Linked DNA regions of Homo sapiens: all the other regions are linked to region 2. A link is a contact called in ENCODE Hi-C or POLR2A ChIA-PET data. All regions are on one chromosome and are shown on one strand. Each heading gives the region's core, a stretch centred on a gene start or an enhancer-like site at or near the end of the contact. The rest is flanking DNA. Distances are from core to core; before and after follow the strand shown. Region 1 overlaps LOC107987046 (a long non-coding RNA gene). Region 2 has its middle 65 kb from the start of RANBP6. Region 3 has its middle 19 kb from the start of ERMP1.

Region 1 (3,278 bases), core at 525-3,024, 220 kb before region 2:
TCTTACCTAAGTCTCCAGCCTGCTAGTCTATCTCATCCAATTTTGGACTCACTAAGCCTCCATAATCACATGAGCCAATTTCTTAAAATAACCCTCCCTTTCTCTCTATCACATCTTGTTGGTTCTGTTTCTCTGGAGACCCCTGACTAGTACACAAAGTAAAAGGTTAGGTAAGCTAGGGGACTTCAAAATGATTAACCTACCTTACAAATGAAAAATGGAATGAAAACAAATGGAAAAATAATTAGTACACTACTATTCTTCCCTCTGTCCCTCTCCCACAACTTCCACTTCTCTGAAGCCTTGACAAATGCAGGGACTAATTCTGTTTTCTGCACCGTTGTATCCATGTTGTTCACTATAATTTTTGCCATATCCTAGGCTCTTGTAAGTATTTTTTTGGCTGGATAAATGAATTGTTAGGAGTCTTAATTGTAGAACTGGGGGAAGGACTCATGCTAGTGTCACAGGAGCATGAAATTCAATGCAATTCTGATCAAAGTCTCAATTGTGTATTTAAGCCCTAAGAGCTAATTTTAAAATTCATATGTAAATGCAAAATATCAAGAATGGACAAGCCATTTTTGAAGAAATACAGGTTGGGAGGCTTGCTATACTGGAATCCTGGGTATTAGGATTTATAAAGCTACGTGTTCAAAGATAGACAAATAGATTAATGGAATAGAATAGAGAGTAAGAAATAGATCTTTGCATATATGGAAACTTAAAGCAAATCAGTGGAGAAAGAGTAGATGTTTGAATAAATGATGCCAAGGAAGTTGACTATCCATCCATGTGATAAAAATGAATTCTAGGTGCATTGATTTATTTTTTTAATTAAAAAACATTTTTTGAGACTGAGTCTTGTTCTGTTGCCCAGGCTAGAGTGAAGTGGCGCACTCTCAGCTCACTGTAACCTCTGCCTCCTGGGTTCAAGCGATTCTCCTGCCTCAGCCTCCCGAGTAGCTGGAATTACAGGCACCTGCCACCACGCCTGGCTAACTTTTGTATTTTTAGTAGAGATGGGGTTTCACCATGTTGGCCAGGCTGGTCTCAAACTCCTGACCTCAAGTGATCCACCTGCCTCAGCCTCCTGAAGTGATGGTATTACAGACGTGAGCCACTGCACCCCTTGTAGGTACATTAAGATTTAAATGTGAAAGACAAAATTATGAAATTGTTAGCAATGATATAGAAAAATGTCTTAATGACTTGAAGTAGGAGAGAATTTCTTAAATAAGAGAAAAAAGGACAAACCATAAAGGAAAAGATTCATAAATTCAACTCTATTAAGAATTTTTATTTACCAAAATACAGCAAAGAGAATGAAAACACAGGCACAAACTGGGAAAAGACATTTACAGTTGATGTAACTGACAAAAGGTCAGTACCCAGGATATACACATAACTTTTATATATCTTTTTCTAAGAGTCAATAGAAAATGGGCAAAACCTTGAATAGGCATTTCATAGTAGAGGAAAGCAGAATAGCCAATTAACCTATTAAAATATTCTACCTCATTAGTAATTAAGGAAATGCAAATTAAAACCATAACATAATACCATGTTACCCCACCCATGAGACTGGCAAAAATTAAATCTAACAATAAATAGTGTTGGTGAGAAGATGAAGCAAGAGGAACACATATACTTTGAGTGAGCATATAAACTGGTATAACCACTTTGAAAAAAATGTGGCATAAAAATGCTTATACCAACCATGATTCAGCAGTCCCACCCCCTAGAGAAACACTTGCACATTTGCACTGAGAGACATGTGAAGGAAGTGCAGGAATGTTCATAGCAGTGCAGTTTGTAATAGCAAGAAATGGAAACCAACTCAAATGTTTATTGACAGGTATAAGCCTCCCTGTTCATGAACAAGGAGGAAGGATGTTATGACTATCCCAACTGTTATATAGTTCATGAACAGTGTCTGCCATTTCATCTAACAGGAAAATTCAAAATAAATTGTTTCTTAAACTCAAGAAATGTTAACATGGTTTATTATGTTCCTTCTTTTTCCTTCCACTTTAAAAATAATTCACAAGCATTTAGGGATAAAGAGTACAGCGTCAACAACTGGCTATAAAAGAGGAATAATTTGCTGAATTGAATCTCTGCATTTTGGCAAGTCTAGAGTGGGAGTATACATGAAAAGATTTTTAAAGGCAATTTCAAGACTGACTTTGAGATCAGTTTGTCAGTCTCTAACTTGCATACGTACTCCATCTTCCTTTTGAAGCTGACTTACACCCTGGTAAAATGAGAACACAAAGGCCACGTGGAGGGTGTGGTCAGTTGTTTCTGCAATGGTAGCAGGCTAATGCCTGAGAGGACTACCTTTCTCTCATAGCTGAGCCTACTTCAGTAATTAATGAATAGAGCAGCAGTTGTAGGAATTGTTCATTTACCATCCATCAAATTATAACAGCTTTTCTAGTGAAGGCAGCAGTGTCAGGGTGAATATTTTCTCCATGTAGCTCACATATTTAAGAGTGCCCTTAAGAAAACCTAATTTTATCCACATCGTTAAAAGAATTGAATCTTACTCGTCTTTATTTATGCTCCAGATAGAAGCTATATTTCTATGTTTTTTAAAAGAAAGAAAGAAAACTCTAGGGGGAAACAGGGAGACGGGGAAGGGGAGGAGAGTCATGTTTCATATTCTAAAGAAAGAAAATATTGGAGACATTTTAGGTTGTTGTATTATGCAAAACAATAAACCCCAAGCAAACAGTCAAATACTGGAGGGGTCAGACACACTTGGCTTCTAAACCATTGTGCTTTGGGATGCCGAGCAGCAGATTCTTTTTTTCTTTTTTTAATTTTATTATTATTATACTTTAAGTTCTAGGGTACATGTGCACAGCGTGCAGGTTTGTTACATATGTATACATGTGCCATGTTGGTGTGCTGCACCCATCAACTCATCATTTAGCATTAGGTATATCTCCTAATGCTATCCCTCCCCCATCCCCTCACCCCACACCAGTCCCCAGTGTGTGATGTTCCCCTTCCTGTGTTCATGTGTTCTCATTGTTCAATTCCCACCTATGAGTGAGAACATGCGGTGTTTAGTTTTTTGTCCTTGTGATAGTTTGCTGAGAATGATGGTTTCCAGCTTCATCCATGTCCCTACAAAGGACATGAACTCATCATTTTTTATGGCTGCATATTCATGGTATACACGTATTCCGTGGTGTATATGTGCCACATTTTCTTAATCCAGTCTACCATTGTTGGACATTTGGGTTGGTTCCAAGTCTTTGCTATTG
Region 2 (3,343 bases), core at 664-3,163:
TGTAGTGAAGTGAGGAATCCTTTAGGGCCCACTCGAAGGCCTGTACCTAGCCTTACCATTAAGTCCCTTCCTAATAGATTAGTTCCCACTTCAGGAATTAATAAAAATTGAATATGAGTAAATCAATCTTGATATCTGACTTCTGTGCTTTCTAAAAATTTTTGCCTTAAATCCTTCTCCTTTTACCCCGCTGACTAAAACTTCTTCCGAAGAGCAGGTAAGACCAGGTGGAGGGAAACAAACAGAGGAGTGTGAAGCTCCTGAATCAACTAAAAAGGTGATAAATTCATGTTTAGGTCCTACCTCCAAATTTATCAAGGGCTCCTGGTGGGACTCAAAATAAAAGAGGCAGAGCCCCTGACTCCCCTATTGTTCTTCGGAAGTCATGAGTGTAAAAATTTCTCTCTCTCTCTTTATTTCAGGACATTCCCTCTTGAAGTGGCCTGTTCTTCCACATCTGTAGCCTCTATCTTGTCCTTCTTCCGTCTCAGTCTTAGCATTCTCAGCCCTTGCTCCCCTATACCACTTAGGGGGCTTATTAAATGAGGACCTTGACCCTCCAGATGGAGGCTTCAGTCCTCTAAAGGAGGGTTTAGGCCCCTTATAATCTCTGGCCCCTTGAAAGCCCTGCTTAGAGATATATGGATTTGGAGCCATCTGTTGGAAGGCAGAAAACATGAGTTTTGTCTTTTGTTTTTGTTTTTGTTTTCCTCATCTCTTCTCACATATACTTTTTGAGCCTCCCTGAGCAGTTCACTCAGAGGCTGGTCCTCCCAACTTTCTATCTTTCGTAATTTTCTTGAAATGTTTGGCCAACTTTTAGTAACAAAGTGAGGTTTTAACATTCCTCGTCCAAGGGGGTTTTCCAAATCAAGGCCTGCATATTGTCTCATTTGCTCCCTCAATCTGTTTAAGAATCTAGCAGGTCCCTCATCTTTTTCCTGTTGAATATCAAATGCTTTAGAAAGATTTTGAGTTCGGGGTACTGATTCTCGAATTCCTTTTATTATCATCTTCCTTAGGTCCTTCACGTTTTCCCAGTGATTTGCATTGTTATTGTCCCACTGGGGGTCTCGGGTGGGAAATTTATGGTCTGCAGGAGGAACATTTTGACCAGAAGGGTGCTCACATTCCCAAACCACCATAGCAGCCCTCCGAATCGTACTTCGTTCTTCCCCTGAAAAGAGGACACCCAAAATGGACATCAACTCAGCCCAGTGTATATCTGAGGCCCTAGAAATTGATCAATTTGATCTGCTACTCCATAAGGGTCATCCAATAATGGCTTAAGCTCCTTTTTTAAATTCTGGACTTCTGAACTGGTCAAGGGAGAGTTTACAAAGCCAATAGCCACCCCCTGTCCTTGTGGTACCACCCTTAGAGGAAAGAAAGTTGGATCTGGCTCTTTAGGTGTGGAGGGAAATGGAAAGTTTCGAATATCTTTTTTACATTGCTCTATTTCACATTGAAGCCCCTTTAAAGAGGGATACTTAATAGTTTTGTTGAGGAGGGGGGCAGGCTCACAAGATGGTAATTCTGCAAAGTGAGGATTATAGGCAGGAGGAGCAATATGAGTATATGAGTATAGAAACCACAGGTCGGGGAGGGATCTGCAGCAGCAGCTGGGGGAATGGAACACGGGCAAGTGACACAGGTGAGGGAGTGGCCTGAAACAGCTGGGCAGTAACCCGAAACCGCAGCCAGAGGGACGGAATCGGGAACAACTGGAAGAGTGACACAAGCAGGGGAGGGACCTGAAATGGAAACGGGAGCTGGAGGGGCGGGACTGGGGGGCAACCAGAAGAATGATGCAAACAGGGGAGGGACCTGAAACGGAAATGGGAACCAGAGGGGCGGGATCGGGGCGGCCAGAAGAGTGACGCAAGCAGGGGAGGGACCTGAAACGGGAACCGGAGGGGCGGGATTGGGGGCAGCTGGAAGAGTGACACAAGCAGGGGAGGGACCTGAAACAGGAACTGGAGGAGTGGGATGGGGGCACTGAATGGAGGAAGGTGATCTAGAGGGTCCCACGTGTTAGTGGGTGTGGGTTGTCTAGACATGGGAACTCTTTCCCTGCCAGAGGGGTTGGCTTCTGGCTTTCTCCCTCCGGAGTCTAAAGGGTAAAGGAGGATAGGTCCCTGCCACCAATAGAGGGTGTAATCAATTTCTTCCTGGGAAACAGGGCTCTTATCATTAACATGCTCAATTAAGAGCTGACAAATCCGCTCCTCATTTGACCCAAATTTTGGCCAGAAAAGTGAGGGTTTCAGGATGGGTTCTCGAGCCCAAATAAAACAAAAATATTTTATCATCTGCTGTTTTCGTTTATACTTGGTCCTCTCATTATCTTTCCAATACTTTAGCATAAGCCCCAAGGGGCTATCAGAAGGAATTTCATTGCTCTCTTGACTCTTTAGTTTTCCTGTCTTACATGAAACATTCCCCATCTTAGGGGTTATGGGGGGCTCTAACCTCTCCTGTTAGAGGTGTCTACCCCCCTCTTTCTAGAGGCTCAATGAGGCTTTAAGAGGGGGTTCAACCTGTTGTGTTGGAGGTGTCTTACCTCCCCCTTTCTGGAGGCTTAGCCTCTCCCGTTAAGGGTTTCCTGCATATCCTATAGCTCACCCCTCTGGAGGCTCCTTGTACCCTTCTTTCTCTTTGTCTACTGTGACTCTTCCTGCCCCTAGTCGATAGATGGCAACACGAAACCGCAGAGAAGACTCACTCACTCCACACAACCATAATGCTTAGCCCCATTCACACACTGTCAAACTCCAAATTATCCTGACCACCAAGGAAATACTTTGTCACCTTTGTGAAGTCTCCTACCTTTTTCCATGCACAAGAATTACCTGGTCCTCTTATTGCCACGGTCTTGCAAGCCTCTCCTCCCTGCTTTGCTGAGAACCCAGATTTATTCATCACAATGGGTGGGCCCTGACCCCCCTCACCCTCTGGCCACCATAACAAGACAGTGGGACCCCTGGGTGAGGTGACCAAAGACCCCCTTCCCAAAGGAGAGTATTTGAGCCCCAGAATTTGGGCACCAGAATTGTTGAGAATAATGCCCAAAATCCTAAGGAAATTGAACACTCAAACAAAGGATTCTTAACCAAGCAATTTTACTTTTGCGCAGAGGGGTGCTTCTCCTTGGCCGGTCACCATGAGAGCACACCTGAACAAAGGGGCATGAGAGCCTTTATTCCTAATGCAAGTCCTGACCCTGTACCCTTTCCCCATTGGCCGGGGTCGGGCCCTACAATCTAAACTAGTCCCAATTGGCTAAACATTTGAACCTTTTTTAGATAAGGTGGGCATATAAGGGAGACAGGGGAAAGGAGTA
Region 3 (3,282 bases), core at 719-3,218, 230 kb after region 2:
CTCCCATCTGCCTGGCTTTCCATGATTTCCTGGTCCTTGTTTCTCCAGGCCAAACCACATTTAGGAACATACACAATCTGGAGTGCAGAATTCTTTGAACTTTATCTAGGTGGCTGTTTCTTAACCAACAGAGCATAGTTTCTTACAGGATATGTATGGCTCTTCTGGGAGATCAACACTGAAACCCCAGGGCATCTCTGAGCACAGCAACAGGACAAGAGAGAATTTAAGTGACATGGTGAAGGGGATCAGGTTATACCACCCCAAAGTATGCCACCTTGGCATATGATTATTTTGGGCTGAAAGCAATGGAGAAATAGCAGTTGTAAGAAGAGCTCTCTGCCCTTTCCTTTTCTGCCTAGAAGCAGGACATAAATTTCCCTTTGTGAAGGTGGCATAAATTTCCACCCTTCTCCTGTATCAGAATGAAGAAAGTAACCTATCACTAGAGACAGAAAACTGGCACTGAGATGAGTTGGCATAAAGACACCTTACTAAAGCAACCCTTGCTTTCCATTACTTTCCCTGTATACTTCCTAGTCACTTTCCTACAATTTTTCACCCCCAGAAGCCCAAACCCGTTTCCTTTGTCCATAAAATAGATGCTTTTTCCCCTGTTAATCTGTCTTTTGCCAGTTTAATTCTCAGGCCCCAGACACTGAACCTAAGAGGGCAGAGGAAAAGGTTTTTGCTGGTTTGTTTGTTTTCTCCCCTGTAGTGAAAAGAACTAACAGGTGAGATGACCCTGTAGTCAGGAAAGGATTTTTATCTCATTTACAAAAACATGTTTCAGTGTGATGAATTGAATCCTATCAGTTGCTGTTATTAATTTTTCTATATCTTCCCTGATTTCAAAAAGCATGTTTGAGGCAGCTTATTAAAATACATACAAGGTTAAAAAAATAGATAGCTATCCTTAGGATTTGCAAGGTGTTCACTTAAAACATTCTTTTTTTTTTTTTTTAATGAACATTCTCATAAAACATTCTTAAAATGGTTGGCTTCTTTGCTGATATGGCAGTAACCAAAGATTCCAGTATTTGAGCACATAAAAAATTCTGCTGCTATGGTGGGGTACAGTGGTTCACACCTGTAATCCCAGCACTTTCAAAGGCTGAGGCAGCTGGATTACTTGAGCCCAGGAGTTCGAGACCAGCCTGGGCAACATGGCAAAAGACCATCTCTACAAAATATACAAAAATTAGCTGGTGGCAATGCCTGTAGTCCCAGCTATGAGGGAGGCTGAGGAGGGAGGTCACCTGAGCGTGGGAAGGTCAAGGCTGCAGTGAGCCTTGATCATGCCATTTCACTCCAGCTACATGACAGAATGAGACGCTGTCTGGAAAAAAAAAACAAAAAAACAAAAAAAAACACTCTGCTGCTTACCTGTGCCAGAAATAACAACATCTAAAGTGAATACTTAAGAAAAACTTAATGACTGCTTGATTACCCTTAAGATTCTGCATTCTTTATAATGTTCTTTGCATTTCAAAAGCAGCCTATTTATTGCAGAAATTTACTTAACCTTTTGCTTTACTTGAGCATGTATGTATGTTGCTTAGATAAAAGTAATGACATAAACGTCTATATAATCTTAGATTTCATTTTTACTTTGAAATGGGAGCTTTTTTATTTATAAGGTCATGAAAAACTAAGTGTTTTTATTAAGAAATGAGATTTTTTAATGGCAGAAAAAATGACTTGTTGACTCATTATGAAATCAAAATCTCTCCAAGCTTTTAAAAAACTACTTCAAGCCATTCGTTAAGTAATATTCCTTTGTAAATCATCTTAGATTTAGTATTATAGTGTTTTCTCAATTTTTATGTGTGTTAAAATCAATTTTGTGGGGTGTATGTGTGTGAAGGGGAAAGGTGACTCACAGTCACAGTACCTAGTTTTGCAACTTTCAGGCCTTGGTTTTGTAGCTCCAGCTGCCACAGACTTAACAGCTAGACTGATTCTGAGTAAGAACAAAAGGGTTTGACCATAGAAGGAAGTTCCTTTAAGATCCTTGTGAAATGGTTATAATAAGCAGGTTGACTCTTGCCCCTTGGAGAGCACCACCCTGTGTAAGGCTGATATGATCACGAACCCTCCCTCGCCTCCTCCCACTTCTATATATTATCTGTGTGCATGTGTTTCTTCTCTCCATCTTTCTTGCATGCTCTTTTCTTTTTCTCTGTCTGACCCAAGAGAAAGAGAAATGTATTGATGAAAAGTCTTTAAATAGTGTAATTAATTCATTTATAGCATGTCAGAATAAATCAAAAAAGGACATTTCTCTGTAAAAAATAGGTAAACAGAAACAAATGAAAGAAAAGCTATGACAGGAAAATAAGGTATAGCAAATGTATGCCATAAGGTGCTGTATGACTGCTAAAGGTGTGCCTCAGATTTGGCTCTGAGCTTCCTAGTAGATAGAGAAAAGAGAAGAACAAATCAATTACAAGATGCACTATGTTCACAAATTGGAAACATCTTGGAGGCTTTGCTTGATACCAGCACAGCATAGAGATGTTGGGCCTAAAAGGGCTAACATCTTCAGATTTTGTTCTGAAGGGTCTAAAAGAGGGAACACAGTGTGAGATCTTTGGGAATAAGTCAAGGGAGGATGTCAGGGCATGGGCAGTTCCTGGATGGGGGATTGAATTGAGGGTGAGGTAACTGATCAAAGCTCTGGAGTTTTCAAAGGATGCAACCTTGTTCCTCATTCATTCTCTATTCTTCAGAGTCCTGCCCTACCTCCTCAGAGCTTGCAAGCTAGGACATGGCCAGAAGGCTAGGGTAGAATTACAGGGTGGCTGCCCTTTCAGGTATAGCATTTGGTACCACTGTTCACAATGGCCATGGGTTTCCAACTCTGACTGCACATTAGAATCATTTGAGCCATTTTCCAAAATTATACAATTGCCTGGCACCATCCAAATTAACTGAATACTGGGATTGGGCCCAGGATTTTTTGTTGTTGTTGTTTTTGGGTTTTTCTGATGCTTCATCTAGTTCTTATGTAGAGTGAGAGTAGAGAACCACTGACAGTGAGCATTTTCAGAGGTTTACGAACTTCACGGTATCTCAGAGTCACAGGAGGAACTTGTTAAACATTCAGTTTCCTCAGCCACATGCTCCCTCCCAATTCCCCCAACCACCCCAGAAGGCCAGGGAATTTTCTATTTCTTTTTTTCTTCTTCTTCTTTTTTTTTTTTTTTTTTTTTTTTGAGACGGAGTTTCATTCTCGTCGCCCAGGCTGGAGTGCAATGGTGCGATCTTGGCTCACTGCAA

The links. A loop is a pair of places that touch in the nucleus more often than their neighbours do. ChIA-PET counts read pairs that join two places held with the same protein, here RNA polymerase II (POLR2A). Pooled maps may share reads with other maps.
Region 1: a map of lower leg skin shows a loop between it and region 2 (3-fold over the local background). The contact joins two enhancer-like sites. A Hi-C loop is called at or near these places in 5 of 168 maps with a recorded cell type or tissue (GM12878, GM13976, Jurkat and 2 more), 1 of 37 single-sample maps with no recorded cell type and 6 of 50 pooled maps. POLR2A ChIA-PET finds 5 or more read pairs at or near these places in 2 of 52 experiments (GM12878 and OCI-LY7).
Region 3: a loop to region 2 is called in a pooled map, with 2.1 times the contacts of the local background. The contact joins two enhancer-like sites. A Hi-C loop is called at or near these places in 1 of 50 pooled maps. POLR2A ChIA-PET finds 5 or more read pairs at or near these places in 2 of 52 experiments (HepG2 and OCI-LY7).

What each region holds. Positions count from the first base shown.
Region 1 is chr9:6,301,072-6,304,349 of GRCh38, reverse strand. All of the region lies in intron 1 of LOC107987046 (a long non-coding RNA gene), which reads left to right. Among named protein-coding and RNA genes, the nearest start is that of TPD52L3, 26 kb to the left of the region's middle. Within about 2 kb of position 1,774, at least 2 of the 41 ENCODE cell types and tissues checked have a DNase peak (open chromatin) inside an H3K27ac peak, as active enhancers do.
Region 2 is chr9:6,078,926-6,082,268 of GRCh38, reverse strand. No RefSeq gene overlaps it. Among named protein-coding and RNA genes, the nearest start is that of RANBP6, 65 kb to the right of the region's middle. Within about 2 kb of position 1,913, at least 20 of the 41 ENCODE cell types and tissues checked have a DNase peak (open chromatin) inside an H3K27ac peak, as active enhancers do.
Region 3 is chr9:5,850,342-5,853,623 of GRCh38, reverse strand. It overlaps a transcript of ERMP1 not described here. Among named protein-coding and RNA genes, the nearest start is that of ERMP1, 19 kb to the right of the region's middle. Within about 2 kb of position 1,968, at least 5 of the 41 ENCODE cell types and tissues checked have a DNase peak (open chromatin) inside an H3K27ac peak, as active enhancers do.